Regions from separate parts of the Mus musculus genome. Here region 1 is linked to region 2. A link is a loop called in an ENCODE intact Hi-C map of the cell type or tissue named here. Cell type or tissue: left cerebral cortex. All regions are shown on one strand. Links, peaks and the distances in the headings refer to the core of each region. The heading gives the core; the rest is flanking DNA. Region 1 has its middle 49 kb from the start of Tyw3. Region 2 has its middle 130 kb from the start of Lrriq3.

What was found. Hi-C counts contacts between places; a loop is a spot of excess contacts. Peaks named below come from ENCODE experiments on the same cell type or tissue, not always from the same donor. Only the 100,000 strongest peaks of a DNase experiment are listed, where the experiment ranks them.
Region 1: it touches region 2 in a loop (6-fold over the local background); 5 of 42 quality-filtered maps call a loop at or near these places.

Annotation. Positions count from the first base shown.
Region 1 is chr3:154,637,701-154,653,762 of GRCm38, reverse strand. No RefSeq gene overlaps it. Among named protein-coding and RNA genes, the nearest start is that of Tyw3, 49 kb to the right of the region's middle. In left cerebral cortex, for the core only: a CTCF peak has its summit at 6,858 (motif pointing left); DNase peaks (open chromatin) are centred at 6,495, 6,570 and 6,778; H3K4me3 peaks cover 833 bases; H3K27ac peaks cover 234 bases.
Region 2 is chr3:155,215,991-155,232,052 of GRCm38, reverse strand. No RefSeq gene overlaps it. Among named protein-coding and RNA genes, the nearest start is that of Lrriq3, 130 kb to the right of the region's middle. In left cerebral cortex, for the core only: no CTCF peak of the experiment used is centred there; no DNase peak of the experiment used is centred there.

The DNA of each region.
Region 1 (16,062 bases), core at 3,343-11,342, 580 kb after region 2:
GACCAGATACCTAGAATTTGGGGGAGGACCCATCTCAAAGGAATCAGCAGGAGACTGTGGGTTAAAAAGATCCAGAGTCGGGTGGAATTCTGTGGCTATCCCTCCTCCTATCCCTCCTCTGCCTCCCGCTCTGCCTCCCCTGCTGAAGAGCCACTCTTTATTCTCAGGCCGACTAAACTGAAGGCCTTCAATCACCAAAAAGAACAAGGACAGTGGCAAGGAGTGTTTCAAAGAGACTGTCCAGATTTCTGGGGGGACAGACATGGGCCTCATCATCGAAGCTAATAAATTCTACCTCCGTGGCCCTATGAAGGATGGTAGTAATGACCCGAAAAAACAATGCTGGTGCACAACGAGGGCCAGGCTCTGTGCCAAACGCTTTAAATGTCAGGTCTCATCTTAAACTCAAATACTATCATTTTCAGCTTTTTTACAGAGAATGATTCTGAGAAGCAGGGAATTGAAGCACTTTGCCTGAAGTCACACACACAGCTAAGTCAGGACCCCCGCCTTGGTTGGCCGTCAGCCCCGGTGTTACACTGCCCCCTGCAGGGTGGTTAGGGAGGAACAACTTAGGACCAGGGTGGCAGCTGAGACGGCAAACCTAAACCTAACGCCTCCTGTGTCCTAACAGGCATCTCAGCTAATTCTTGGTTCCTCTGCGGGGATGTTATGTTCGGGGTACGCTTGAAATAGACGGGGCTTGAAAGGGTTAATGGCTGACCAACCTAGAAGACAGCGTGAGATACTAGCCAGGGCACTGCACGTTCAGCCAGTGGTGGCTGCCTAGGAAGCAAGTTGCTTCTAATCGAGCCTCAGAAAAGGATTCTCACATATGAGATATCAAGGTATCTGAGTAAATATCGGTTCACATGGTAAACAGATGTTTGTTTCAGCCATCTTGGGAACTATGTGTAGAGTCGTTCAGTGACACGGTGACTGTGTAACCATGGCCCATCACCCCCAGTCCGTTCTCTCACTGGTCATGATGGCCACTCTACAAACGCTTCTGCTTTGTGGACACCGTCTTTTGGGCATACCCACCCTGTGGAGTCTGTGTCACCATCTGTTCACACTGACAGTGAGCTGAGCCTCGGGTGGGCTTGCGTTGAACACATGTCAGCTACACGCTAAGGTACCTGTCACTGGCATCTCCATGTTGAAAGCCGGGGTCTTCAAGCTGCACATTCTGCAAGCCTCCTTGTTTGCTTTAAGGCGAGGCAAAAGGCTACTTCTTCCTCTGGGCACATGGGTGTGGGGACCAGGAGAAGCAGATGAGTTTGAAAGTCTCTCCAGTGGAGCCCATACCCTCATCTCACTCCAGCTCCTTGAGCACACCCACATCTTCTTTCTATCACAGCCTAGCAGCCCTGATCAGCCGCTGAATATCATCCCATGTGACTGTCACCTCTGCAGGCTGTCCCAGCTATTAGAGTATCGGCTGGGAGTGTGTGTTCGGTCCACATGGACTATGACACAAACAGTGAGTGCCCTTTACAGCCATAAGATGACAGAGCAGCCTTTGGGACACACTCAGCCCTGTGTGGAGATTACATAGAAAATTTACTCCCAGGCATGACAGTCAATGCTCCTAGACAAAAGGGCTGTCTGTGAACTCGCAGTACTGAGCACGGTATGGTTTGTTAACATGGCAAATCCTGGGAGGATCATTCCACAGAAGAGACCTCTGACAAGGCTGTGAGTGTCTAGTCAGGCTCCACAGGACTATGAAAAGCATCTGCAGGGGTAGGTGTCTAAAGTATTCTAAATAGAAGTCGGGGGACAGTGGCAGCCCCAGAAGAAGGAGACCTGTATGCCCCACTGAAAAGAGGCTACAGGTGTTTGAATCGTCCCTCTTCTTCCATCTTCACATTTGGAAGCCTTATGTGCCAAAGCAGGAAGACACGGGAAGTCTAAATGCCAGCGAAGGGCTCACTTGAGGGTTTTGTTTGGTTCGCTGTAGTTTCTGCTAAGCCTCCGTTGTAAGGTGGGTCTGATCTGATCTGGAAAGCTTTTCTTCTTCTTTACAGTATCAAGCAAGAAGTCAAATGCCAAAGCTGGAAAAGCAGAAGGTGCTGGAGGGCGATGTCTTCCCACACAGCCATCAAAGTTGGCTGCACTTCAGCTGCTGACAGTCTTCTAGAAATACCTTCTAAGACTAACACATCTTCTCCTTTTTACAAAGAAGCTGAAAATCCAGATGGTTTGGGTGAAACATTCTAATTTTTACAACACTATACAGGGCAAACAAAAAATATCCCTGGTCAGAATTTTGTCTGCTGCCTCCAACTAGCAAAACCACGTGACAGAACTCTGCTGTTCTGACTGCGGACGGGAAAGGGGTGGGTGAAGCTCAAGCTTCCGCCATGTCTCCATGGAGAACGGGAGGCCGGTGTTGGGTGATGGAAGATGAAGAAAAGTAGACAGAGAGGCTCTGCTAAGAGTGTGGGAAGTTAGACCACAGTGACATTCTTTCCTGCAGTGCTCTGAGGAAACGGCAGGATCAGGTCCTAAGCACTGCAGAGATGGTGCTGTGGCCCTCTCTCCACTGAAAAGCCAAGGCTGGGTGAAGCACTCCTTGGGCAACAGGAGCCTCTGTGGTGAGGACGCTTTCCCTAGCGGGTACAAGGAGTCTCTTGGGATCCGGAAGCAGGAAATCCATTCTTGGGAAGGAGCAGAGACCTACGAATTGCAGCTTTCCTCCGCCCCAGGAAAAGTCACCCTGCTATACAATTTCAAGTCTATTTTCCTGACAAAGATGTAACATTTGGCACACCTGTGACATCAACCGTGTTCTCAGATGCACCTCCTGGCAGCTCGTTTATGGGGATTTTAATTTTATCACAGGTTTAGTTGTACAACAAAGCATTAGAAGCCCCAAAACAATGACAGGCACAAAATAATGGTGTTTCACCCAGTGGAAAATAGAGGTTCTCTCTCTCCATTCCCCTCCCCATCTCTCTCCAAGTGCTCTCAGCCAAGTCCTCTACTCCCTCACTCTTCTCTTCTCTTCTCTTCTCTTCTCTTCTCTTCTCTTCTCTTCTCTTTTCTTCTCTTCTCTTCTTTCTCTCTCTCTCCCCCCTCTCTCTCTCTCTCTCTCTCTCTCTCTCTCTCTGCTGTTCTCTCAACTCCCCTCCCCATGCCCTGAATCAACTCTATTCTATACTTTAAAAAAAAGAGAAAGGAAGGAGGGAGGGAGGGAGGGAGGGAGGAGAGGAGAGGAGAGGAGAGGAGAGGAGAGGAGAGGAGAGGAGAGGAGAGGAGAGGAGAGGAGAGGAGAGGAGAGGAGAGGAGAGGAGAGGAGAGGAGAGGTTTATAATTTGAAGGAAAAGGATAGAATAACACCTACAGAGCAAGTGTCAGGCTTTCTAAGATGGGAAGGACGATGATGGGCAACCCTCACACATAGTTTTGTTTTTTGTTTTTTGTTTTTTTTTAATGTAACAAATGTTCAACACACTTGGTTATTCAAAGGAATTCATCAACAAAGAGACCCAGCCCTGTGATAAAGTGACTGCTGATTCAGAACAGACAGTGTCTAGACTAAGCTGCCTCTGTGCACAGATGCAGGTCAAACCAGGTCACACCCAGCCCTTGTTCTATGCAGATGCGGACAGTGTGGGAAGAGAGCCCAGGACACCTAAGGGATGAGTCCTTCTTCCCAGCACTGTCTGAGCTCAGTGGGTTGCCGGCTTCCATACATGTCTTGGGGGCAGACCAGACCTGAGACACTGTGTGCTAATGAGTGTGAACTTGAGAATATGTATCAGGCTGTCAATCATTTCTCAAATTTAGGACCACTGCACAGGCTGATAATTAGCCTGAATAAAGCTAAGTTGATGTTTTCAGTTGCTCCAGGCAAGTCAGGCAAGCTACCAAGAATTAGCATCAGTGGCCTGGAGTTAAAAGCCGCATCCGATTCCCCTGCCCTGTGTAATGACAGATCCCGGGCTTTGCTTTTTCCTGGTTCTTTGAGCAGCCGGCCATGGTGGAGCTCATTACTGCAAAAGGAAGAGCAACCTGTATTAATAAAGCCAACTTATTTGGGGGGAATTGACAGGATCCGTGTCGATAAAGTATCTGATTACAGATAAAATGCCAATGTGCAAGGCGGCCCCACCATCCGGTGGACCCTGTGCATGTGCGATCTATCTCACCGTCGGGACCTCCTGGGAGAAAATTAATTCTGCTCCGGACGGAACATCAAACAACAGTGCTGGTCATGTTGTCAGGAAACGGAGCTACTTGTCAGCCGTGAGCAGGACGTTTGACCAGCGTGTTTAGTAGCTGAATATAGAGTCAGTTCAACAGCCAAGGAAATAATGAATGCTCGTAGAAGCACAGGAAGACAATCTCTAAAAGCCACAGTTCCTTGCATGGATTTCTAATATCCCCTCAGTGTTTGCATTCGGATCCCAGCTTGAACAGTGCAGGGGAGGGGTTGCAAAGCTTAATTTCCTACACTGTTTGGCTTCTTTTATTAGCAAATACTTCACATATAACCCATACAAAACCCTAAGTCTGAATGGAAGGAAACGTTAAGAAGGATTCAATGGTGTGGACTCTTGCTAGATTCACGTCTATCAGTGTAAACTAAATAAAATTGGGCCTATTTTATTTCCCCGTTTTTTTGTTTTTTTTTTTTTTACCCAGCCAGCAAGAAGTTCACTGGAATTAACAGCTCTCTCAAAGCCCGTGCCGGCCAAAAGGTGTGCCTGCAGCACCACACACATCCGCAGCCTAAGTCCACTTATTCCTTAAATAGAAACTGAAAGACACAGTAAAACTTACAAGTCTGTGCATATATTGAAATAACCTTAGATTACAGACCACTGCTGGTGCACAGTACACACTTTAATTTCAATTTTCTCAGTGAATATTTACCAGGTTTACTCAAGGCAAGGCTGTCTTCCAAATCTGGAGTGACCCTGCAGTAGATGGGCCTCATTTGCCTGTACCTGAAAGGCCTAAGAGGTGTTTCATCTGATGAAACATCACTGAACGTCTTCAAGAGGATCTTTTCACTGGGAATCTGTGGGTCCACTGGTCCTAGGATTCTTAAACACACTAAGTCTAACAGCCCCCTCTTCTGCAATGACCTCTGAGCCTTAGATTTGGGGGTGTTTTGAAGAAGTAGCCATGGGACTAGGCTCTCGATTTTTATGTGAAGTGCTTAGTACCGCCTGTGTAACATGATTGGCGAGCTAGGCAAGGTGCCCTCGCTCTTCTCTACAAAAGCAAAGTGAAAGCTGTCAGAATCAAACAGATGCCTCTCCCGACCCTGACAACACAGAGTGGATGAACCCCGGAGGCTGTGCAGGAAAGGATCTAAGGCATGGCTGCCTGCCGGAAACCATCAGGAAAGACTCTGCCAGGACTACTCTCCCCACATAGAAGCCACCACAGCCTTCACAAACAGTACCACTCTGGGGACACCTGCCCAGGAGCTAGCAGTTCCCCTTCTGCCGGAGGTGTCCTGCTGCTAACCCCTTCAGCCAGGGTGATTGCTTCATAACATCTGGTAGATCCTCTTTAGTTTTGTCTTTTTAAAATCTTCCCTTCCTACTGGAGGTGCACGGTTGGTAGAGAAGTTGTCCTTGCTTGCAGCCCTAAGTTAAGTCAGGAAACCGGACTATGGAGATACAACCAGAGACCCACAGTTGAGAGGTAGAGTCAGAGAGATGAGAAGTTCAGGGTCATCTCGGTTACATAGTGAGCTTTAGGCCAGCCTGGGCTACATCAAACCCTGCCTCCCCCAAAAGAAAAAGGGGTGAGGGAAAGAACGAGTTAAGGAGACAGAAGGATGATGTAGGGGAGTAATGGATGGGAGCAAAGAAGTAGAAAAGACAACTACAAAACAATGTATCCTGGCCTCAACAATTTGAATGTGCCCACAGTTCACTGTGACACATGAAACTCCCGTTGGGTGTTTTCCCCAAATAAGTATTGCTATTCTTTGCGTAATCTGTTTTTATCTGTGTTGCTATGTCTAATATTATCTCATGCTAATGAAGTATTTTAAGAACAAAGCTGGCTTAAAGGCGCTGTCTCTCATGATACCCTTTGCTGAAGGACTCATGTTCAAATGTAGACAAACTTCGAGCAGAGCACATCCAGCCCTGGCCACACAGGCAGCGCCCGCAGGCAGGCATGCCCTGCACCGTTAGCTGTCAGGACAACTTCTGCTTCACTTCCCTGAGCTGCGGGGACTGTGAGCCCCATCACTTTCTCTCCTCGAGAATTATCCCCCCCCCCACCCATATCTCATGCATCAAAGACTATCTGTCAACCCAGGCCACTCCTTTTTTACTTGCTTCTCTGTCTTCACTGGTTCTCAGTTTGTGAAAGTGTCACCGGGTCGCGTTCACAGTGATGTGTGGTGGAACGTTTTTTGCCCGGGTTCTAGTTTTCGGAACTTGCGCCAGCTGGCAAAGAAGGCGCACTGCGTTCAGAGCCTTGCTTATCCCCTCAGTGTTCCAGCTCAGTCACAAACGGGGGTCTGCGTTTTGCTTGCGAGGAGCTGCTTGTGTGGTGTGTGGCTGTAGCTGCTATGGTGCCATTACCGTCCCGAAGTGTTGATTTCACGACTCACATTTCGCCCCTGTTCCTAACTTGATGCCCTAGCTTATATTTTCATTTCACTCCAATCATTTTTTAAAGTTGAGGTCTTCCATTTTACTTTAGCAAATTTCGGTTGGAACGCTGCGATCGAAAAAAGAAAACGCTTATAGAAAAGCTGAAGGTTAAATCAGCTTTCTTCTGTAAACAGTGCCTAAATTATCATCTCCTCCCTTAACAGCCCAATTAGTGAGTTACAACAAAAATCACAAAGCTGGGGAGATTTAAAACGTGAGGCTAGTGCGCCACCTGCTGGTAATAAATAAAGATTTTTTTTTTTTTTTTTTTTTTTGTTAGCAAGCCACAAAAGCTACACCAGACCATGTCACCCTCCTTTAAACCTGTCTTTCATGAATATCTGGTTTGATTCAGACCCTGAAATGGCACCGAAATACTTGAGAGTGGCCACTCCTCATCCTTACATTCAAGAGTCATCGCTTCGCCCCGGGCTACCTTGCCAGCAGAGTCTTGCCCAACATCCGCAAGGGCCCACACGGGACTCCCCACGGGATCCTAAGACCTCTGGTGAGTGGAACACAGCGCCTGCCCCAATCCAATCGTGCGGAACTTGAGACTGCGGTACATAGGGAAGCAGGCTACCCGGGCCTGATCTGGGGCACAAGTCCCTTCCGCTCGACTCGAGCCCCGGGCTTCCTTGCCAGCAGAGTCTTGCCCAACACCCGCAAGGGCCCACACAGGACTCCCCACGGGACCCTAAGACCTCCGGTGAGTGGAACACAGCGCCTGCCCCAATCCAATCGCGCGGAACTTGAGACTGCAGTACATAGGGAAGCAGGCTACCCGGGCTTGATCTGGGGCACAAACCCCTTCCACTCCACTCGAGCCCCGGCTACCTTGCCAGCTGAGTCGCCTGACACCCGCAAGGGCCCACACAGGATTCCACACGTGATCCTAAGACCTCTAGTGAGTGGGACACAACTTCTGCCAGGAGTCTGGTTCGAACACCAGATATCTGGGTACCTGCCTTGCAAGAAGAGAGCTTGCCTGCAGAGAATACTCTGCCCACTGAAACTAAGGAGAGTGCTACCCTCCAGGTCTGCTCATAGAGGCTAACAGAGTCACCTGAAGAACAAGCTCTTAACAGTGACAACTAAAACAGCTAGCTTCAGAGATTACCAGATGGCGAAAGGCAAACGTAAGAATCCTACTAACAGAAATCAAGACCACTCACCATCATCAAAACGCAGCACTCCCACCCCACCTAGTCCTGGGCACCCCAACACAACCGAAAATCTAGACCCAGATTTAAAAACATTTCTCATGATGATGATGGAGGACATCAAGAAGGACTTTCATAAGTCACTTAAAGAATTACAGGAGAGCACTGCTAAAGAGTTACAGGCCCTTAAAGAAAAGCAGGAAAACACAGCCAAACAGGTAGAAATCATTAAAGAAAAACAGGAAAACACATCCAAACAGGTGATGGAAATGAACAAAACCATACTAGAACTAAAAGGGGAAGTAGACACAATAAAGAAAACCCAAAGCGAGGCAACGCTGGAGATAGAAACCCTAGGAAAGAGATCTGGAACCATAGATGCGAGCATCAGCAACAGAATACAAGAAATGGAAGAGAGAATCTCAGGTGCAGAAGATTCCATAGAGAACATCGACACAACAGTCAAAGAAAATACAAAATGCAAAAGGATCCTAACTCAAAACATCCAGGTAATCCAGGACACAATGAGAAGACCAAACCTACGGATAATAGGAATTGATGAGAATGAAGATTTTCAACTTAAAGGGCCAGCTAATATCTTCAACAAAATAATAGAAGAAAACTTCCCAAACATAAAAAAAGAGATGCCCATGATCATACAAGAAGCCTACAGAACTCCAAATAGACTGGACCAGAAAAGAAATTCCTCCTGACACATAATAATCAGAACAACAAATGCACTAAATAAAGATAGAATATTAAAAGCAGTAAGGGAGAAAGGTCAAGTAACATATAAAGGAAGGCCTATCAGAATTACACCAGACTTTTCACCAGAGACTATGAAAGCCAGAAGAGCCTGGACAGATGTTATACAGACACTAAGAGAACACAAATGCCAGCCCAGGCTACTATACCCGGCCAAACTCTCAATTACCATAGATGGAGAAACCAAAGTATTCCACGACAAAACCAAATTCACACAATATCTTTCCACGAATCCAGCCCTTCAAAGGATAATAACAGAAAAGAAGCAATACAAGGACAGAAATCACGCCCTAGAACAACTAAGAAAGTAATCATTCAACAAACCAAAAAGAAGACAGCCACAAGAACAGAATGCCAACTCTAACAACAAAAATAAAAGGAAGCAACAATTACTTTTCCTTAATATCTCTTAATATCAATGGACTCAATTCCCCAATAAAAAGACATAGACTAACAGACTGGCTACACAAACAGGACCCAACATTCTGCTGCTTACAGGAAACCCATCTCAGGGAAAAAGACAGACACTACCTCAGAGTGAAAGGCTGGAAAACAATTTTCCAAGCAAATGGACTGAAGAAACAAGCTGGAGTAGCCATTTTAATATCGGATAAAATCGACTTCCAACCCAAAGTTATCAAAAAAGACAAGGAGGGACACTTCATACTCATCAAAGGTAAAATCCTCCAAGAGGAGCTCTCAATTCTGAATATCTACGCACCAAATGCAAGGGCAGCCACATTCATTAGAGACACTTTAGTAAAGCTCAAAGCATACATTGCACCTCACACAATAATAGTGGGAGACTTCAACACACCACTTTCTTCAAAGGACAGATCGTGGAAACAGAAACTAAACAGGGACACAGTGAAACTAACAGAAGTTATGAAACAAATGGACCTGACAGATATCTACAGAACATTTTATCCTAAAACAAAAGGATATACCTTCTTCTCAGCACCTCACGGGACCTTCTCCAAAATTGACCATATAATTGGTCACAAAACAGGCCTCAATAGATACAAAAATATTGAAATTGTCCCATGTATCCTATCAGACCACCATGGCCTAAGACTGATCTTCAATAACAACATAAATAATGGAAAGCCAACATTCACGTGGAAACTGAATAACACTCTTCTCAATGATACCTTGGTCAAGGAAGGAATAAAGAAAGAAAGACTTTTTAGAGTTTAATGAAAATGAAGCCACAACGTACCCAAACCTATGGGACACAATGAAAGCATTTCTAAGAGGGAAACTCATAGCTCTGAGTGCCTCCAAGAAGAAACGGGAGACAGCACATACTAGCAGCTTGACAACACATCTAAAAGCCCTAGAAAAAAAGGAAGCAAATTCACCCAAGAGGAGTAGACGGCAGGAAATAATCAAACTCAGGGGTGAAATCAACCAAGTGGAAACAAGAAGAACTATTCAAAGAATTAACCAAACGAGGAGTTGGTTCTTTGAGAAAATCAACAAGATAGATAAACCCTTAGCTAGACTCACTAAAGGGCACAGGGACAAAATCCTAATTAACAAAATCAGAAATGAAAAGGGAGACATAACAACAGATCCTGAAGAAATCCAAAACACCATCAGATCCTTCTACAAAAGGCTATACTCAAAAAAACTGGAAAACCTGGATGAAATGGACAAATTTCTGGACAGATACCAGGTACCAAAGTTGAATCAGGATCAAGTTGACCATCTAAACAGTCCCATATCACCTAAAGAAATAGAAGCAGTTATTAATAGTCTCCCAACCAAAAAAAGCCCAGGACCAGATGGGTTTAGTGCAGAGTTCTATCAGACCTTCAAAAAGATCTAATTCCAATTCTGCACAAACTATTTCACAAAATAGTAGTAGAAGGTACTCTACCCAACTCATTTTATGAAGCCACTATTACTCTGATACCTAAACCACAGAAAGATCCAACAAAGATAGAGAACTTCAGACCAATTTCTCTTATGAATATCGATGCAAAAATCCTCAATAAAATTCTCACTAACCGAATCCAAGAACACATTAAAGCAATCATCCATCCTGACCAAGTAGGTTTTATTCCAGGGATGCAGGGATGGTTTAATATACGAAAATCCATCAATGTAATCATTATATAAACAAACTCAAAGACAAAAACCACATGATCATCTCGTTAGATGCAGAAAAAGCATTTGACAAGATCCAACACCCATTCATGATAAAAGTTTTGGAAAGATCAGGAATTCAAGGCCCATACCTAAACATGATAAAAGCAATCTACAGCAAACCAGTAGCCAACATCAAAGTAAATGGAGAGAAGCTGGAAGCAATCCCACTAAAATCAGGGACTAGACAAGGCTGCCCACTTTCTCCCTACCTTTTCAACATAGTACTTGAAGTATTAGCCAGAGCAATTCGACAACAAAAGGAGATCAAGGGGATACAAATTGGAAAAGAGGAAGTCAAAATATCACTTTTTGCAGATGATATGATAGTATATATAAGTGACCCTAAAAATTCTACCAGAGAACTCCTAAACCTGATAAACAGCTTCGGTGAAGTAGCTGGATATAAAATAAACTCAAACAAGTCAATGGCCTTTCTCTATACAAAGAATAAACAGGCTGAGAAAGAAATTAGGGAAACAACACCCTTCTCAATAGTCACAAATAATATAAAATATCTTGGCGTGACTCTAACTAAGGAAGTGAAAGATCTGTATGATAAAAACTTCAAATCTCTGAAGAAAGAAATTAAGGAAAATCTCAGAAGATGGAAAGATCTCCCATGCTCATGGATTGGCAGGATCAACATTGTAAAAATGGCTATCTTGCCAAAAGCAATCTACAGATTCAATGCAATCCCCATCAAAATTCCAACTCAATTCTTCAACGAATTGGAAGGAGCAATTTGCAAATTTGTCTGGAATAACAAAAAACCTAGGATAGCAAAAAGTCTTCTCAAGGATAAAAGAACTTCTGGCGGAATCACCATGCCAGACCTAAAGCTTTACTACAGAGCAATTGTGATAAAAACTGCATGGTACTGGTATAGAGACAGACAAGTAGACCAATGGAATAGAATTGAAGACCCAGAAATGAACCCACACACCTATGGTTACTTGATCTTCGACAAGGGAGCTAAAACCATCCAGTGGAAGAAAGACAGCATTTTCAACAATTGGTGCTGGCACAACTGGTTGTTATCGTGTAGAAGAATGCGAATCGATCCATACTTATCTCCTTGTACTAAGGTCAAATCTAAGTGGATCAAGGAACTTCACATAAAACCAGAGACACTGAAACTTATAGAGGAGAAAGTGGGGGAAAGCCTTGAAGATATGGGCACAGGGGAAAAATTCCTGAACAGAACAGCAATGGCTTGTGCTGTAAGATCAAGAATTGACAAATGGGACCTAATGAAACTCCAAAGTTTCTGCAAGGCAAAAGACACCGTCAAGAAGACAAAAAGACCACCAACAGATTGGGAAAGGATCTTTACCTATCCTAAATCAGATAGGGGACTAATATCCAACATATATAAAGAACTCAAGAAGGTGGACTTCAGAAAATCAAATAACCCCATTAAAAAATGGGGCTCAGAACTGAACAAAGAATTCTCACCTGAGGAATACCGAATGGCAGAGAAGCACTTGAAAAAATGTTCAACATCCTTAATCATCAGGGAAATGCAAATCAAAACAACCCTGAGATTCCACCTCACACCAGTCAGAATGGCTAAGATCAAAAATTCAGGTGACAGCAGATGCTGGCGTGGATGTGGAGAAAGAGGAACACTCCTCCATTGTTGGTGGGAGTGCAGGCTTGTACAACCACTCTGGAAATCAGTCTGGCGGTTCCTCAGAAAACTGGACATAGTACTACCGGAGGATCCAGCAATACCTCTCCTGGACATATATCCAGAAGATGCCCCAACAGGTAAGAAGGACACATGCTCCACTATGTTCATAGCAGCCTTATTTATAATAGCCAGAAGCTGGAAAGAACCTAGATGCCCTTCAACAGAGGAATGGATACAGAAAATGTGGTACATCTACACAATGGAGTACTACTCAGCTATTAAAAAGAATGAATTTATGAAGTTCCTAGCCAAATGGATGGACCTGGAGGGCATCATCCTGAGTGAGGTAACACAATCACAAAGGAACTCACACAATATGTACTCACTGATAAGTGGATACTAGCCCAAAACCTAGGATACCCACGATATAAGATACAATTTCCTAAACACATGAAACTCAAGAAAAATGAAGACTGAAGTGTGGACACTATGCCCCTCCTTAGAAGTGGGAACAAAACACCCATGGAAGGAGTTACAGAAACAAAGTATGGAGCTGAGATGAAAGGATGGACCATGTAGGGACTGCCATATCCAGGGATCCACCCCATAATCAGCTTCCAAATGCTGACACCATTGCATACACTAGCAAGATTTTACTGAAAGGACCCAGATGTAGCTGTCTCTTGTGAGACTATGCCGGGGCCTAGCAAACACAGAAGTGGATGCTCACAGTCAGCTAATGGATGGATCACAGGGCTCCCAATGGAGGAGCTAGAGAAAGTACCCAAGGAGCTAAAGGGATCTTCAACCCTATAGGTGGAACAACATTATGAACTAACCAGTACCCCTGAGCTCTTGACTCTAGCTGCATATGTATCAAAGGATGGCCTGGTCGGCCATCACTGGAAAGAGAGGCCCATTGGACACGCAGACTTTGTGTGCCCCGGTACAGGGGAACGCCAGGGCCAAAGGGGGGGAGTGGGTGGGTAGGGGAGTGGGGGTGGGTGGGTAAGGGGGACTTTTGGTATAGCATTGGAAATGTAAATGAGCTAAATACCTAATTTTAAAAAAAAAAAAATTAAAAAAAAAAAAAAAAAGAAAAAAAAAGAAAAAGAAACTCACACAATATGTATTCACTGATAAGTGGATATTAGCCCCAAACCTAGGATACCCAAGATATAAGATATAATTTGTTAAACACATGAAACTCAAGAAGAATGAAGACTGAAGTGTGGACACTATGCCCCTCCTTAGATTTGGGAACAAAACACCCATGGAATGGAGTTACAGAGCCAAAGTTTGGAGCTGAGATGAAAGGATGGACCATGTAGAGACTGCCATATCCAGGGATCCACCCCATAATCAGCATCCAAACGCTGACACCATTGCATACACTAGCAAGTTTTTATTGAATGGACCCAGATGTAGCTGTCTCTTGTGAGACTATGCCGGGGCCTAGCAAACACAGAAGTGGATGCTCACAGTCAGCTAATGGATGGATCATAGGGCTCCCAATGGAGGAGCTAGAGAAAGTAGCCAAGGAGCTAAAGGGATCTGCAACCCTATAGGTGGAACAACATTATGAACTAACCAGTACCCCGGAGCTCTTGACTCTAGCTGCATATATATCAAAAGATGGCCTAGTCGGCCATCACTGGAAAGAGAGGCCCATTGGACTTGCAAACTTTATATGCCCCAGTACAGGGGAACACCAGGGCCAAAAAAGGGGAGTGGGTGGGCAGGGGAGTGGGGGTGGGTGGATATGGGGGACTTTTGGTATAGCATTGGAAATGTAAATGAGTTAAATACCTAATAAAAAATGGAAAAAAAAAAAAAAAAGAGTCATCGCTTCATCCTTACACTCAAGAGTCCCTAGGACTCCGGGAAGAATTGTTCCTATTTACCCGGCAACCTCCAGAAAGATCTGTAGCCAAGTATAGAGGACACTTGTGCGTTCACAGGGCCGCTTTCATTTCGGAGGTGGCCCATAGAGTTGCTCATGCAAGCCTTGAAGGATGAGGAAGTGTCATGGGAACAAAGAAATAGCAACGCAGAGTGCTGGGGACAGTGCGTGCCTAGGACAGGGGCGCATAGTGCACATTCACTGACGGGAAGCAATTTTAGATTGCATGGTGGAGGCAACTCGGACCCAGAAAAGAGTAAGCATGGCGGTGGTGCTGTTCAGCTTCGCGTGAGAAACAGCACCTGCGTGCATTATAGAGGAAAGCAGGAGACTGCTGAGAGCCAGCAGTGTTACAGGCAGTTGAAGGGATACTTCAGAGGGTGTGACTGCGTCAGGGCCAGGAGTGTGGAGACCTGCCCAGGAGATCACATTAAGGGTTTAGATGTGGACTCAGAAAGATACTTTTGAAAGGCATTTTAGGGCGGGGCGGTGGTGGCTCATGCCTTTAATCCCAGCACTTGGGAAGCAGAGACTGGCAGATTTCTGAGTTCAGTTTGAGGCCAGCCTGGTCTACAAAGTGAGTCCCAGGACAGCCAGGGCTATCCAGAGAAACCCTGTCTCGAAAAAAAAAAATACAGAAAAAGAAAAAGAAAGAAAAGAAAGAAAAGAAAAGAAAGAAAGAAAGAGAGAGAGAGAGAGAGAGAGAGAGAGAGAGAGAGAGAGAGAGAGAGAGAGAGAGAAAGATATTTTCGGTTACATAGCTGCAAAACAAAAAAGGAACGTTTCTTTAAACAAGTCCAGCTTTCTAATGTAGCTCCTTTTCCCCTTGTTCTTGGTCATAGTAATAATGTAAGCCATCCTACATTGTAAGAGGTCATGACTGCTGTCAAACTCAAGCACACGACAATAAACTAAATGTAGGGAGTTTCAGAAGCAATTGCTCTCAGCCAAAACAATATTCTGTGAGAGCCCAGAGACACTGATCAGTACCAAAAGTCCCCGAGCTTTTCATAAAGGAAACAGCAAATTCCAATACTTTCGGGAGTTTGGGTTACTCTGAGTCCTTCCTGGATGGGAGCTTTAAATGCTTTCAATGAGCAGCTATGATGAAAAATTGTGTCAAGCTGGTGTCAAGGCAAAGGCACCCACTTGCAGTCCTTTATCAACAACTGTTTGTACATATGAACTGTCACGGAAGACAAATATATTAAAATAAACTTCCTGCTGTTTCATCCAGGAATAGAAAGTCCTATCTATTCAAGTATGTATAGTCTCACATGCATGCATGTATGGGGGCTTGAATAGGAATGGCCCCATAGACTATGTATAGTCTCATATGCATGCATGTATGGGGGCTTGAATAGGAATGGCCCCATAGACTCAAGTCTGAATGCTGGTCCATAGGGGCTGGCAGTATAAGGAGGTGTGGCTTTGTTGGATCAGATGTGACCATGTTAGAAGCATGTCACTGTGAGGGTGTCCTTTGAGCTCTCAGAAACTCTAACCAGTTTGTAGGCATAATGTTTTGTACAGGTTGTAAAGCTTACCCTTGGGTTATTCATTTGAAAGCTGATTTCTCTGCCCTCGTATCTTGTTACAATGTGGACAGTGTTGTGTTTATTCTTAGAAGCTCCTGCCTCAAATTTGTATAAACATTGTTTCTTATTCATACTCTACCTTGGCAATAAAAGTCAGTGAGCCATTCCAGAACTTTAAATAGAATAAGGAAGGACTTCAGATTCTAGGAGGGATGGAGAAAGGGACAAGGTGGGAAGGAGGGAGCCACAAAGAAAGGCTGAGAAAACATAA
Region 2 (16,062 bases), core at 4,899-12,898:
CACTGAAGATCTCAATTGGAATCCACATCTGATGGTATAAGCCTTTGACTTTAGCTACTCAGAAGACTTGGGTAGGAGTACCCCAAGTTCATTCTTGCCTATAGCAGAGGGAATTTATTCCAGGATGAACAATCTAGTGAGACACTGTATCAATTTTTAAATTAAAAGTTGGGAGACATGATAGCTCAATAGTAAGTTGCTGGCCTAGCACATGGATTCAACCACTAGGACAGGAAATTTTTTTAAATGTTCAAGTGTGTATTATTATAAAAATAAAAGATATTGGAGTTGGGCAAAAATATTAAACCTTAATATTATAATTAATATAAAAATTCACCTACTGACAGAGAAATCTATGGTGAAAAAAGTCAATTTAGTTCTTGTCCATGCAAGAAAACACTAAATGAAGGCGGTTGGGGGAGTTTCATGGAGCACGGTCACCTCAGTCTTGTACTCTGGCTAAATGGAAGTCAACATTCATAGGAAACACATACTTATAAAAGGCTATTAAATTGTGTGTTTAAGATACATGCTCTTCCTTCCACGTTACAGGTCATGGTTCAATAAAGTAATTAAGCCATACGGATCCAGGAAGATAATTGCTTTCAGGGCAGCCTCACCTTCTTTAGGTCAGAAACAGAATTAGAACACCTAGGTGAGGCTTTTGGAGTAAGGATGCTGAGGTGAGAGGACGTATCACAGATGTCACTATGGTTTAACAATAGCCTCTTGGTGATTACATCATGAGAGACACTTGAGAACAGAGATAATGGGTGCAGCGAGGAACCTTATTCAATGTAGGAGTCTTCAGAAAAGAACTCTAGAGAGCCATCAACTCAATATTCTGCTTCAGCATCCAGAATCCATTCAGCTCAGTTTCCAATATGCTTGATTCGCATACGCTGTATAAACAATGAACAAGAACAGGCTGCATACTAACCGTAGACCCACCACATACATAGGAAGGTGACGTGTCTGAGAAGCACCTGCCTCTCTTCCAGTTCTCTTTCTAGCAATCCCCCATGTATTAATTCGGATTGGCTTTCTGCAACCACCACAATCACATAGTGTTAAACATGGAATGACTTAGAAATAGACAGGTTTTATGTTCTAATTGTCAAAGCTAGAAATCCAAACTCTAGTATGGGCATATCCACACTCTGAAAGTTCAGACAAAGGTCTGCTCCAGGCCTCTATCCTAGCTTCCTTTGTTCCTTAGTTTGAGGTGACATAATTCCACACGGAGGGTAAATATATTTTTTTAAGGACAGGATCATACTGAATTAGGACTCATTGCGTTTATAGACTGCAATGAGTCTGTTTCCAACAGGGTCCTTCCTATTCACAAAAGTCTGGGCAGCAGGACTTCAGTCTCACTGGCATCTTATAATTTGATATAAGACACCAGATCCCCATATCCTTACTACGGATATTGTATATTGTCCTTTCCACTTATCTGGACAAAATGCTCAACAATAATTTCCCTTTCTTAGGATTTCTGCTCTTAAAAGAGGCTGGCAGTCATTTCAAGAATTACACAAAGTTTCTAGCAAATTCTCCCTCCTAAAGTTAAGGATCCCAGGACTCTATATGCAAAGGCATTCTGTCACTGCAGATGAAGAAACCCTTTAAAAGGACACTCTCCACTTAGACCTGGAGATGTGGAAATGGGAACACTAACTGCCATCAAATACAGACCTCCATTATGGTCACAGCTATTGCCTACATTCCAGTCTTACCACTTTGTGCCTAGATCATTGAACAATTTCCTCCTAATGGGATTCCTGCCTCTACTCTTACCTCCTACAAATGCATTTCCCAGGATGTTCTACATCACCAGATTCCCCTTCCACAATGCTGTATCAGCTCAGAATGACCCTTGGAATAATGTCCCCATATTTTGGTAATGTCTTTCTAAATGCACCTTATTCTTTCTCTGGCCTTGTGGAAGTTTCCATGTCTTTGCTTCTGCTTAGAATTTTCTTTCAGAGTCATCCCTGAGTTGAGTCTTTAATAAGCCTTTGCATATTCTCTATGGGCTAGATTAGGTGTGAATTTCCACCTCCATGGAGATCTGCTAGAGGACTCAGTATTTAACTTTTCTTGTTATTTTTAGGGTTCTCTTGTTAGAGAAACACTCATATTTCCCTTGCTCCTCTCTAAATACCTGTAGGCACATTATGTATTCACCCACTGGGTTTTCAATACCTAGTGATATTCCTTACCTTCACATCATATTCAATAAAGACTTTATAATAGACAAACTGGTAAAATAACCAAAATATTCAGGAAAAAATCCATTATTTGCTACCAAGATGTTTTCCTATATACAGCTATATCCACACTGATTTTAGTGAATAAGATTCACTACTATTATATAATGGAATATTAAGGTAAAATTTTTAAAATAAATGTATGGTGAAACTGCATTAAGTTTCATCCAAATCAGGCGAGGCATTAACAAATCTTATATGTCAAAAGCTGATCCAAATGTCTCCATTAGGGCTTTGACTTTGAGTGCAGAAATGGGAGACACAAAATAAAATGTGTGAACTATCATAGGCACTGTGAGATATTAAAATGCAGAAGTGAAGCTTTTATTCACAAAACAGCACTGTTAAAACACACACACACATGTATGTAGTGAGACAGATTTGTTTTATTTTGTTTTATTCTTGAAAGCTAACTAGTATACTGGAGGCCTGGGACTGAGCAGTTTCAGTATCTCTGTTGTATAAGACAGAAAAGAAAGATCTTTTAATATAAAACATTTCTTCTTCCCTTTAAAATGTTTTCTACATTCTAAGTTTGGATATGTGTGTGTGTGTGTGTGTGTGTGTGTGTGTGTGTGTGTGTGTGTGTGTGTGTGTGTGTGTGTGTGAGTGTGGGTGCGCACAGGAGCATGCACATGCGCTCTCGTGCATGCATGCACATATGTATTCATAAAGTTACTATTTTGGCATAGTTTTACAAATAAATTACCAATATTAAAGTAAATATCATGACCTAATATGTTGCTCCCAGTGGCTGTAAACTCTGACACCTATCACATTCATGTACACTCAAGGTGTGACAGGGCTTCATGTAGTGTAGGCCATTGATCTGAGCTCATTCTCTACTCTCCTAGCTCTGCAGAACTTAGAGGAAGAAGTTGGAGACTTGGATTCTAGCTTATCTCATTAATGACTGACTACAAGAGTGTCTCTTAAGGACAGGCCACTTGAGCTTCAAGTCAAAAAGTAACAGAGAAAAAAACATTTTCCTCTCAGAGTCACTCAGCTTTCTAAGGGGAAATATTACTTTCCATGCTCTCAGGGCACAGAGAGGAAAAGAACCCTTTCTTCCATTCTCTTGGTATGAAATAATTAATGTAGCACAATTCTATGTTCTAATTAATCTGTATATAAATTTCACTAGATTCTGAAATAATTTATTATGTATTTCCTCCTAAAGTGAAAGATAAGACAATCAGAAAATCCCTCCTTACATTTCAGTATTTATTTTAGATGTAGGATAAGTTCTGAGACAGTCTATATCTATATTACCAACATCATAATTGAATCTGAGCTTGCTATTATGAAAACTCAGGAGATTTATCTGGACTCACTCTCACAGACATATGCTAAGTTCATTCTCAGTTACCTAAGAGCAGTTGAAGTTATAGTAAACATACTCAGTTTAGCAACCATTTCCTGGTCCAGATTTCATCTACCAAACATATCAAAGTCACTAATGATACTAACACTAATCACCAATAATACTGACTATTAATACTTAAGTGGAAATAAAGACTTTTAAAAATGACTTAGCTGCACTCTCAGGTCATAAAATATATTTTCATGAAGCAGGCAGGGTTTGAAGGTTGGACAACATTATGTTATTGAGTAAAATCTAATGATACTTTATCCTTTCTTGGTATAAGTTATACATGCATAAAAATATAACATACTTTTAAGTATGTTAAGGTGTAAACAAGTAATAAAAACAAAAGACTTTATGGAATTGTGGAATTGTCAAGGAGCCATCTAGGAGAGGCTAAGACTAGCAGATGACTTTCCTGAGATGTCCACCAATTTGCATAGACTATAATGAATTAGCTCTGGTGGCAATGCCCTAAGAAAATAATTCATTGATTCTTGCTATTGATATGCATTTCCTGTCATTATTAAATTAATATAAAAATCCCTTGGTATTAGCCCACCCTACTGTAGTGGTACAGTATAGACAAATAGATGATGTCTTAATTCCTAATGATGATTCCATAAGATTTCCTAAATTTATACTAGTAATTTTAAGCCCTGTATAATAAGGACTGAAATTAAAACAGTCTCTGATATAAAAACTGCAGTGAGAACTCTTCCAGTTTTCACATATCACTAGTTAATTGGTCTAGATAGAAAGCAGGCATTGATACAGATTTACAAGTTTTGAATACATTCCTTTCAGCTGTAAAAACATTAACTAAAGGCCATAAACTAGGAATGAATAGTTTATTGTAGTTCAAGGACAGGGGATGAAATGTTGACTGAATTTATCTATATGAAACTTCAATGTTAACTTAGACCAAAGAATTATAGTTTTAAACTCCCACTGAACCTGTGCAGATAGTGATCTATAATGAGTGTCTACTTGGATAAGAAGTATTAATGGAAACACATGTAAACATCTCTGCTCTATCTTCTTGTTCAATTTATGATTCAAATTTATGCTTAAAATTGTTGCAAACTTTTGGAATATCATGTGATCTATTCTGCCAAGAAGGTACCAAAAAACTAGGAAAGATGGCATTAAGGAGGCAGAAGGAGAATAGGATACAGAGATGAGACGAACAGATGAGGAAGGACAAAGAGGAGAGTGGAATTAAGTAGATGCAGAAGGTAGGAGAGAGGAGGACAGGGTAGAACCAAAATAAAGGCAGAAGAGACAGCAGAGATAACAAATTATGACCATGCTAAGGATAAAAGAGACAAGACTAAGAGAGAAGGAGCTACAGAGAGAGCAGAATGAAGCAGGCAGGCTTTTGTACAATGAGACAGGTTTTTTAATTCATTTAGCAATAAAAGGGTAGAAGCTTTTTCTTTCTCTAGCAGTGAAGGTTGAAGCTCATCCAGAATGAGGGAGTCCTTTCTGCATTGTGGCTTTCTCTATGAAGCTTGCTCATGAGGGCATTTACTTCACCCACCAAAAATATATGCATATGTAAGTATAGGGGTGTGAATGTGTGTGTGTGTGTGTGTGTGTGTGTGTGTGTGTGTGTGTGTGTGTGTAAGTATGTAAGTAGCCAGGTATGGCAAGAATGTATGAATGTATGTATAAATACATGTATGTGAATGAATGTATGTGTGTTTATACATATTTGCTTCGGTAAAAGTTTTTCCTTTTATGAGCATGATTCTCTTCTCCTGTTTCAATAAATGTTAATTTCTTGAAACCTCCCTCCCACCTGGCCAGCCTGAGGCGAGGCTTCTGGGCAATAGAGAAAGGAGCCTTAGCAATAAATCCTCCACTGAATTCCCCACTGCTATGTAGCATATGTTAATTGCCAGGAAATTATACAGTGAGTTTATAAAGTAGTAAGAGCTAAGTTTTCCAGCACAGAGAATTGTGAAGTGAGAGTTATGTATTCTAGCACTTATCAAGCAGAGAATTATAAAGTAAGCAAGAGTTATGATTTTTAGTGCTAATCAAACACAGATACTTATAAATAATAGAGAGGTAAAGAGTTAAGTCCTCAGTGCTTAATGAAGCACAGAGCAGTAATAGATAAGATCTCCCAGCTTTTAATGAAGCACAGAACAGTGATAGTAAATAAAGAGTTAAGTTTTCAGTACTTAATGAAGCATAGAACAGTACTAAAGTTAATAAACTAAGGAGACAGCATTTAATAAAGCACAGAGATAAAGATTTGTAAGGTAAAAATTATGCACAGAGAGATAAAGAGAAAAGAAGCCAGGAGTTTTCAGCCATAGAATAAGCAAGAGAGTGTTAAGTCTCCGGAAGCCATCAGCTAATAACATCCATCATAGTTAGAGAATTAAAGTAAAAAAATACCAATCTTTTGACCTGTGTGAATCTTACATGTGTGTCTACTTCAGATCCTTCCCCTAGTGCTAGGCAGGACCCTGGAATGGAGTAAGAATTTACTTCATGTAACTGAAGAAGAAAAACATTGACCATGCATTTTCAGACATTTATGAAAGATTTCCTAAGTGCCTAAGGGTACAGGGGAAACTGAGGGTCAGTAAGAAGCTTTCAGGAATCCTCAAGGAAAACAGATTCCTAGTGATTACAGTTAATTAGTTAATTAACACTGAAAAGTCTATGCGAAAATAAAATTTTCATGAAAACAAAAACAAAAGACAACAGTATTAGAAGCCCTATGTTCTGGGAATGTACAGTTTAAAGGTCACTGTTGGTCATTTAACTCAACAAGCCTATACTAGTCATGTGTTAAATGCAAAGCATCATCTAACTGTATAAACATTATACATATTGGATCTAACTGTACAGTGTTAATACCACTGAACAAGATTAAAGGTCGTTACCCAAACTATTTGGTCAAATTAGGCAAGCGTTATTTTCTGTCAGACAGGACTATCATTAAAATGGGAGAATGCAGAGTTTATGTAGGAAAAAAAACTGCAAAAGTAGGGGTTGTTAAGTGTTGAGGCCTTGGCTAAATATTTCAAAACTATTTGGCAAATTATCTAATCTTGTCAGGGTGCATACAAATTATTAGTCACCATATTCCATATGGTGGGAGCATGTCAAATCCCAGAAACAGGTTGAATCATGCTCAACTTGAATTTTACATCAAACAGTAATAATGAACTTTTACTGACCATATAACAAAATGGCTTTTATCCTTAAGATATGTCAGGCTGGTCCATTACTCCCACCTTGTCTTATGGGTCCAGTTCAAATCCTTGATAGGGTGCTGCCATTTATGCCTGTTGTGTGGACTGATAATGCCAGTGGAGGACAGTATCTTAGCGTTTTTTATGTGATGGGACACAATATTTGTATCATATCTAAGGTCTCTGTAATTACATCTGATGGTTAGTATAGAAAGAATATTTTTTTCTAAAGCCATCCTTTTGTTTTACATAGAGCAGGTTACGTATCATATTGTAGAACTATTTTAGTTAATGAATCTCCCTGTTGGTATTTCTTGGTCTATTGAGTTTTTTAAAGTCCCTTTTGACAATCACAGAGCTTAGTATGCCAATAGGCTGTGTGTGTGTGTGTGTGTGTGTGTGTGTGTGTGTGTGTGCACGCGCGCGCATGTTTGAATAGGCATGGAGATGTATAGGAGAGAGAGAGAGAGGAGGGGGAAGGACAGGGAGTTTCTGTGGTTCTAACATTCCAGCCTTTGTTGATAGTAACTATTTGCTGGTGAAATTAGGATGCCATTTGCCATTTTCAGGCCCCTGGAAGGCTGGAATGATAGACAAAGACTGGAAGGGGATTAGGGCAGTGGGATATTCATCAGAAACATCTGGTTTGCTGACCCAACTGATGAGACAGTGAGCAATCACATCTGTTAGATTGGTTCACATCAGTTTTCAACAAGTTCAGGGCTTTTGGGTTTTGTAGGACTAGTCGGGGCTGGCACGGTATACATTACCTTAAGATCAGTCTGTAGTTTACAGCTGATCTCTGGCTGGTGTTCAGTTCCACCAGCCAAGTAGAACTTGGCCACGCCAGATATAGACTAGGGACAGAAGTTAAAGAACATAAAGGAAACTATTTTATTTGGAGCTTCTAGGCCCACTGTCCTAGTAGCTGTGGCAGGGAAGGTGTCCCAAGGCCAGAGGGAAGATAGATCCCACCTTCGGGAATAGGCAGGTATGGAAGCTTGGGCAATTGGTTAACCGGTTTACTTATCTGGAGTCCTTTTGAGCTGTGAGAGATGAATTCAAGTCTTACAACTCCCTCAATTTCCTGAAGCGTACATGAATTATTTTAGTTTACAAAAACAGTTAAAAGATGTTGATACATTAGCATTGCCATTGCTTGCAATCTGTGCTGAATTCCTCATTATAGAAAAGGAGCCAGCAGGTGTCTCTAAGACAGCTGGAGGAGACTTACGGTTTTGAGTCTTAGCAAAAGCTATGGCTTTGGCCTAAAAGCATGAACATTTTTTTTATCCAAAGGCTAAAATTGGACAGGGATTCTTTTTAGCACTATAAGAAGCCCCTTCAAGTCTATATTTGGAGGACAATCAAAGGCAATGTAAAATCTTGAGCTTGTGAGTGACAATAGCACTCAGTGCTTTATTAGCATCTCAGAACTCTACTCTGAAACTTTGAAGTCTTAGTATAACAGAAGAAGAGAGTAACCTGTATTTATATGTTTATGTATTTTCTTAAAACTTTATAATACATTTAAATGTTTATATCCTCAGGCCTTTATAACTGTATTTACCTTAGAATATTTTCTTACACAATTAGAACTTAGATAAATTTGAAACGTTTTTATTTAATTATTTACCATGAGACACGGACAATTGATTACTGAGAGCAGTCCTTGCAAGTCAGGGTCCTTTAAATACTGAAAGTTACATCTGAGATATGTTTATCCTTTAACATGAAGCCTGTTAGTAAAGCAAACCTGTTTGTGAGTTTCCTTTCTCACCAGGAGACCCAAGAGCTTTAGGAAGAGCAGGCCTTATGAAATGAATTCACCAGGCGGCTGCTATTATACTGATAAAGCTGTGTTAGCCATCAATGCCATCAGAGATCTGAGAAGGATAAATTTTAGCAGAACATAAACTCCAAATAGACAGAACTGTTACCTAGATGGTTACCCTGGGCTATAGCAGTAGCTCCTTTGGGGGCAGAGGTCAGCCTTCATTTGGCACACAGAACAGCACTGAGCACAGGCTATAAGCTGCCAGATTCAGAAAGTCTAAGAGATTTTGCTGTAGAGAAGGAACCCTCGGAAAACTGACCACACTGAGGCAAAATTTGGAACTTAACCCTACAGTGTCTACAGTTGTGGCAGAGCCTTGGCAGAAGGCAAGGCATAGGGCAGGTCCTCTCAGTGGTTAGTGTCACCACAATCCAGGTCTGTGCCTCATCTGTCTTATTTGGAAGGCTGCCTCCAGGAGTTGCATCTCTGTCAATCACAGGAAAGTTTTTCCATTAAACTTTTTAAACGTTATATTCAGCATAACTCTCAAATGTTTTGAGAGCCAGCTATTAAGTACTTTTATAGATGATTTTACATAGCTGCTGCTTTAATTATTTGCTTTAAACTTTAACTCTGAACACATACATAGGCTAAACAAAGCTTTCCCCTGTAAATATATTACATTTGAAACTGCGACTATCAACCCACAAGTCTGTTTTTTTTTTTAATTTTTATTGGTTATTTTAGTTATTTACATTTCAAACTCCCACTTCCCAGTTTCCCCTCCACAAGCCCCCTATCCTTATCCTTCCTTCCCCTGCCTCTATGAGGGTGATTCCCCAACTGCCCACTCACTCCTGCCTCAGGGACCTAGTGTTCCCCTATCCTGGGTCATCAAGCCTCCACATGACCAATGATGCCAGATAAGGCAATCCTTTGCTACATATCCAGCTGGAACCATGGGTACACCTTGTGCACTCTTCGGTTGGTGGTTTAGTCCCTGGGAGCTTTGGGGAATCTGGTTGGTTGATACTGTTGTTCTTCCTATGAGGTTGCAAGCCTTAATTACTATTTTTTTTAACAGTTTACAAAACACTAGTAACTTTTTAAGATTAGAGTTTAAACTTAGTTCTAAACTGAATACCATTTTTATTAGACCTTAGAAACATTGACATTGTAGTTGGGGTTTTAGACTGTGTGTGCTATAGGCCCTGTAGAATTTAACAGGAAAGACAGCAGTCACTGATCCTCCACCTTCATCCAGAAGCAGGAGCCACCCTTAGCATTTGCATAGTTTGCTGCCAATAACCAGCACCTGCATAGCAAAGTCTCTGGACTTTAATCTTATCACACACTTCTGCAGAGATAGCACCAGGCTTCTGCACATCACCAGACTCAGCATCCTTGTTTCAAGGAAATGCAAACTTAAAAATGCCAAGTTTACTCTGAATTCCCTGTGGCACGAGCACTTTGAAACCTTCAAATCCCTCTCAGTTTGTTTTATTTTGTCGTTTATCCACCATCTTCCTACTATTTTGCTTGGACCTCTTTTTAGCCATTTTCATCTAGACCTTTAGTTTAGCAGTCTGCTTCCATGAGGACTTGGCTCTTCTGGTGATGAAAATCACATGCATATTTATAGATATCAAAGGCTACCTAGAAATCATTTCACATAACATTCTAGCAGTGCCTGTCGTCAAAAAATCTCCTTTTTGCATCAAAATAGCAAATAGGAAGGGATCCATGATTCAGGGGGAGAAACTTGCTAAGGCAAAGTGGCAGACTTCAGATAGCACTGTGTTTTACCAAAAATGGCAACATCTTAAGTGTTTGTGTGTATAGATGTGTACACACACACACACACACACACACACACTTTATGTATATATGCTTTATATATGTATATATGTGACCATATATAAAAAATGTGGTGGTCCCTGTTAGTGATTGTCAGGTTGTTTTGTTTTTTTTTGTTTGTTTGTTTTTTTCATTAGACTGCTTCTTTTTATCTCCTCTTATCTGGTCCTGCTTTTAGGTAGGGAAAGACCTAGCAGCACTAGGCAAACTTTGTTCTGACCTTAAAAAAAAATGTTTTTGCCTCTAGGATGAAGTCAAGCTGGTTTATCAATAAATCTACGCTTTTTGACAGTATTATCACAAAATTAAAATACATCACTCTTTTCAAAATGCCTATTACAGGAAGTGAGAAGTTTCTACCTAAGAGGATCCCTGATAAGTTTAGGAACAAAAAAAAAATTAAAACACTTACTTGATAACTTTATTTAAATTTGTCTTATGACAAGGCAATATTTTAAGTGATTTCCCAGGAGTAGGCAAATAAACAAAGAATTCTAACCCGAGGAATACCGAACGGCTGAGAAGCACGTGAAAAAATGTTCAGCATCCTTAATCATCAGAGAAATGCAAATCAAAACAACCCTGAGATTCCATCTCACACCAGTCAGAATGGATAAGATCAAAAATTCAGGTGACAGCAGATGCTGGCGAGGATGTGGAGAAAGAGGAACACTCCTCCATTGTTGGTGGGATTGCAAACTTGTACAACCACTCTGGAAATCAGTCTGGCGGTTCCTCAGAAAATTGGACATAGTACTACCGGAGGATCCCGCAATACCTCTCCTGGGCATATATCCAGAAGATGTCCCAACCGGTAAGAAGGACACATGCTCCACTATGTTCATAGCAGCCTTATTTATAATAGCCAGAAGCTGGAAAGAACCCAGATGCCCCTCAACAGAGGAATGGATACAAAAAATGTGGTACATTTACACAATGGAGTACTACTCAGCTATTAAAAGGAATGAATTTATGAAATTCCTAGGCAAATGGTTGGACCTGGAGGGCATCATCCTGAGTGAGGTAACACAATCACAAAAGAAATCAAATGAAATGTATTCACTGATAAATGGATATTAGCCCAGAAACTTAGTATACCCGAGATATAAGATACAATTTGCAAAACACATGAAACTGAAGAAGAACGAAAACCAAAGTGTAGACACTTTGCCCCTTCTTAGGATTGGAAACAATCATCCATGGAAGGAGTTACAGAGACAACGTTTAGAGCTGAGACAAAAGGATGGACCATCTAGAGACTGCCATATCCAGGGATCCATCCCATAATTAGCCTCCAAACGATGACACCATTGCATACACTAGCAAGATTTTGCTGAAAGGACCCTGATATAGCTGTCTCTTGTGAGACTATGCAGGAGCCTAGCAAACACATAAGTGGATGCTCACAGTCAGCTATTGGATGGATCACAGGGCCCCCAATGGAGGAGCTAGAGAAAGTATCCAAGGAGCTAAAGAGATCTGCAACCCTGTAGGTGCAACAACATTATGAACTAACCAGTACCCCGGAGCTCTTGACTCTAGCTGCATATGTATCAAAAGATGGCCTACTCGGCCATCACTGGAAAGAGAGGCCCATTGGACTTGCAAACTTTATATGCCCCAGTACAGGGGAATGCCAGGGCCAAAAAGTGGAAATGGGTGGGTAGGGGAGTAGGGGGGAGGGTATAGGGGACTTTTGGGATACCATTGGAAATGTAATTGAGGAAAATACATAATAAAAAATATTTTTTAAAAAGGCAAGTTTTTTAAATAAAGGAATTGCAACGACAAACAAACAAACAAACAAACAAACAAAAAACAAAGTCTTAATATACCAGTTTCCATACTGGTCACCTAACACCCATCTTTATAATTCTTCTTCAAAGACTAGATCCTAAAATAATATGGTTTTAAATTTTTCCTGAGGCATCCTGGAAAGGTTAGGGAGTCAGATGATGATACAGATACTATTTCTATTCTAAGAGTGTGAAGCCTGGATTTTTCTCTTCCTAGCAGCCCCCATTTTATCTCTTTGTTCAATAGGTCAAATTAAAATCACCCTTTGGATAGGTCTTTACTTAGAATGGAATCATGAGAACATGTCAGCTTTATTTGCTGGTCATTACATAGCTAGAAATCCTGAGCATCATAAATCTGATCACTGCACAATTGATGACACTTCAATTATTATATCATGAAAGCATTTTCTGTGATTGGTCAAGCTTTTGTATAAGCACTTCCTTTTCAGAAGCAATCTTGAGCCTTTGTAGGTAAAGGCTATGGTCATCCCCCTTATCGTAACAATAACATTGACTATTGCCTGCTTGTTGACATGCCCATCATGCATGATGTCTTTGCTTCTCCAAAGAGCCTACAAGAAATGTACCCATCAAACCACAGTGAGGACACTCAGTCAACTAACAGCTTTCAAACTATTTTTAAAATTTAATTTTATTATTATTCTATTTTACTTATTCACTTTACATCCCACTCACTGAAACCCCCTCTGGGTCAACCCCTCCCACATACCTTCCCCTTCCCTTTCTCCTCTGGGCCAGTGGGGGCCCCTTGTTATCAGCCCCACCATGGCACTTCAAGTTTCTGAGAGACTAGGTACTTCATCTCACTTTGAGGCTAGACAAGGCAGCCCAGCTAGTAGAATATATCCCACTTACAGGCAATAGCTTTTGAGATATCTCTCCCCCATCCCCTGCCCAAATCAAAAAGTACAGAATACCCAGGACTCAAGAATATAATCCGCAGAACTCAAGAAGGTTAACAAACTAAAGGGCCCAAATGAGAATGCTTCAATCCCACAAGGAAGCGAGGGACCTGGAGGAGAGGGGAAGAAGGTAACATGATCAGGTACTGGGGGAACCTTAGTGAGAAAAGATTCACCTAACCCTTGAGAGACTTGAGGCCCCAGAGAGTGAGGAGGTCTTGTGAGGTGGAAACAGGTTGGGGGGCTGGGGGGAAAGGAGGAATGGGATGAGTAGGGCAAATTGGGAGGGGGATAAAGACTGGACTATAAACGAACAATTAAAGAATAATAATAATTTTTAAAAATGAAAAAAAGGTCTCCCAACCAAAAAGCCTAGGGCCAGATGGTTTTGGTGCAGAATTCTAAGAAGAATTTCCAAGAAGACCTAATTCCAATAGTCCTCAAACTATTCTACAAAATATAAACAGAACAAACACTGCCAAACTCATTCTATGAGGACACAGTGACTCTGAAACATAAACTACAAAAAGACTCAACATAAAAAGAGAACTGCACACTGATTTCTCCTAGGAACAGTGATACAAAAATACTCAATAAAATACTCACTATCCAAATCCAGGAACACATCAAAGAAATATCATCCATCAAGAACAAGTGGACTTCATTCAAGGGATACAGGGATGATTCAATATATGAAAATCTGTTAATCTAATCCAACAAACTTTAATATCAACAAACTGAAAAGAAAAAAAAATCACATGATTACCTCATTAGATGCTGATAAGCCTTTGATAAAATCCAAAATCTATTTGAAAGTGAGTGTATTTCCACACTCAAGTGTAGTACAGAAAAGTTGGAAGAAAATGCCTGATTTGTGGACATGATCATATCTAATATGCTGCTCTTTGGGAGTGACTAGAAGTTAATCTTCAAAGCATTAAAGAAAAGCTTTTAATTAAAGCATGAGTAGCCAAGTTCAGGGATTGCAGGAAAGAGTTTTGTCAAAGAGGAAAGGGTCGAATGTTGTTTTCCGGATTATAACCTTCAAAGCTAGAGCTAAACCTCATCTCTGCTCCTTCCACCACCATGCACTTGCCACGAATACCCTGTGAGTGCTAAGATCTGCAAGTGCTCTTTGATTTTGTGTTGCAGTAGATTTTAAAGTGGGAAAATATTAAATGCCAAGTTAAGAATCATTTCAAAGCCTCTTTATTAGTGGGTCCATGCATATTTGATAACATACTGGAAAGTTACGATAATTTCTTTTCTCATTTCATCTGATTAAATGGACTTTTAGAAATAATTTTTATTGTGATGTTTATCACTTTCATTATAATGTTTAATCTTACTTATCAGTTACCTTAGAATGAGAGATGCCACGGGGCTCAAGTCCCTTCCGGCCGGCCCACTGCAGCACCTTGGTCCCTGGCCCGGGGGAGTCTGCGGACACCCACAAGGACCCACACAGGATCTGTCACGGGATCCTAAGACCTCTAGTGAGTGGAACACAACTTCTGCCAGGAGGCAGGTTCAAACACCAGATATCTGGGCACCATCCCTGCAAGAGGGGAGCTTGAATGCAGAGAGTACTCTGACCACTGAAACTAAGGATAGAGCTAGTCTCCCAGGTCTTCTGATAGAGGCTAACATAATCACCTGAGGAACAAGACCTAACCAGAGACAACTATAATAACTAGCTCCAGAGAATACAAGATGGCAAAAGGCAAACTTAAGAATCCTACTAACAGAAATCAAGACCGCTCACCATCATCAGAACGCAGCACTCCCAGGCCACCTAGTCCTGGGCACCCCAACACAACTGAAACGCTAGACCCGGATTTAAAAGCATATCTCATGATGATGGTAGAGGACATCAAGAAGAATTTAATAACTCACTTAAAGAAATACAGGAGAACACTGCTAAAGAGTTACAAGTCCTTAAAGAAAAACAGAAAAACACATCCAAACAGGTAGAAGTCCTTATAGGAAAACAGGAAAACACATCCAAACAGGTGATGGAAATGAGCAAAACCATACTAGACCTAAAAAGGGAAGTAGACACAATAAAGAAAACCCAAAGTAAGGCAACGCTGGAGATAGAAACTCTAGGAAAGAAATCTGGAAACATAGACACGAGCATCAGCAACAGAATACAAGAGATGGAAGAGAGAATCTCAGGTGCAGAAGATTCCATAGAGAACATTGGCACAACAATCAAAGATAATACAAAACGCAAAAAGATCCTAACTCAAAACATCCAGGAAATCCAGGACACAATGAGAAGACCAAACCTACGGATAATAGGAGTTGATAAGAATGAAGATTTTCAACTTAAAGGGCCAGCAAATGTCTTCAACAAAATTATAGAAGAAAACTTCCCAAACCTAAAGAATGACATGCCCATGAACATACAAGAAGCCTACAGAACTCCAAATAGACTGGACCAGAAAAGAAATTCCTCCCGACACATAATAATCAGAACAACAAATGCACTAAATCAAGAGAGAATATTAAAAGCAGTAAGGGAGAAAGGTCAAGTAACATATAAAGGCAGACCTATCAGAATTACACCAGACTTTACACCAGAGACTATGAAAGCCAGAAGAGCCTAGACAGATGTTATACAGACACTAAGAGAACACAAATGCCAGCCCAGGCTACTATACCCGGCCAAACTCTCAATTATCATAGATGGAGAAACCAAAGTATTCCACGAAAAAAAACCAAATTCACACATTATCTTTCCAGGAATCCAGTCCTTCAAAGGATAATAACAGAAAAGAAGCAATAAAAGGACGGAAATCACGCCCTAGAACAAGCAAGAAAGTAATCCCTCAACAAACCAAAAA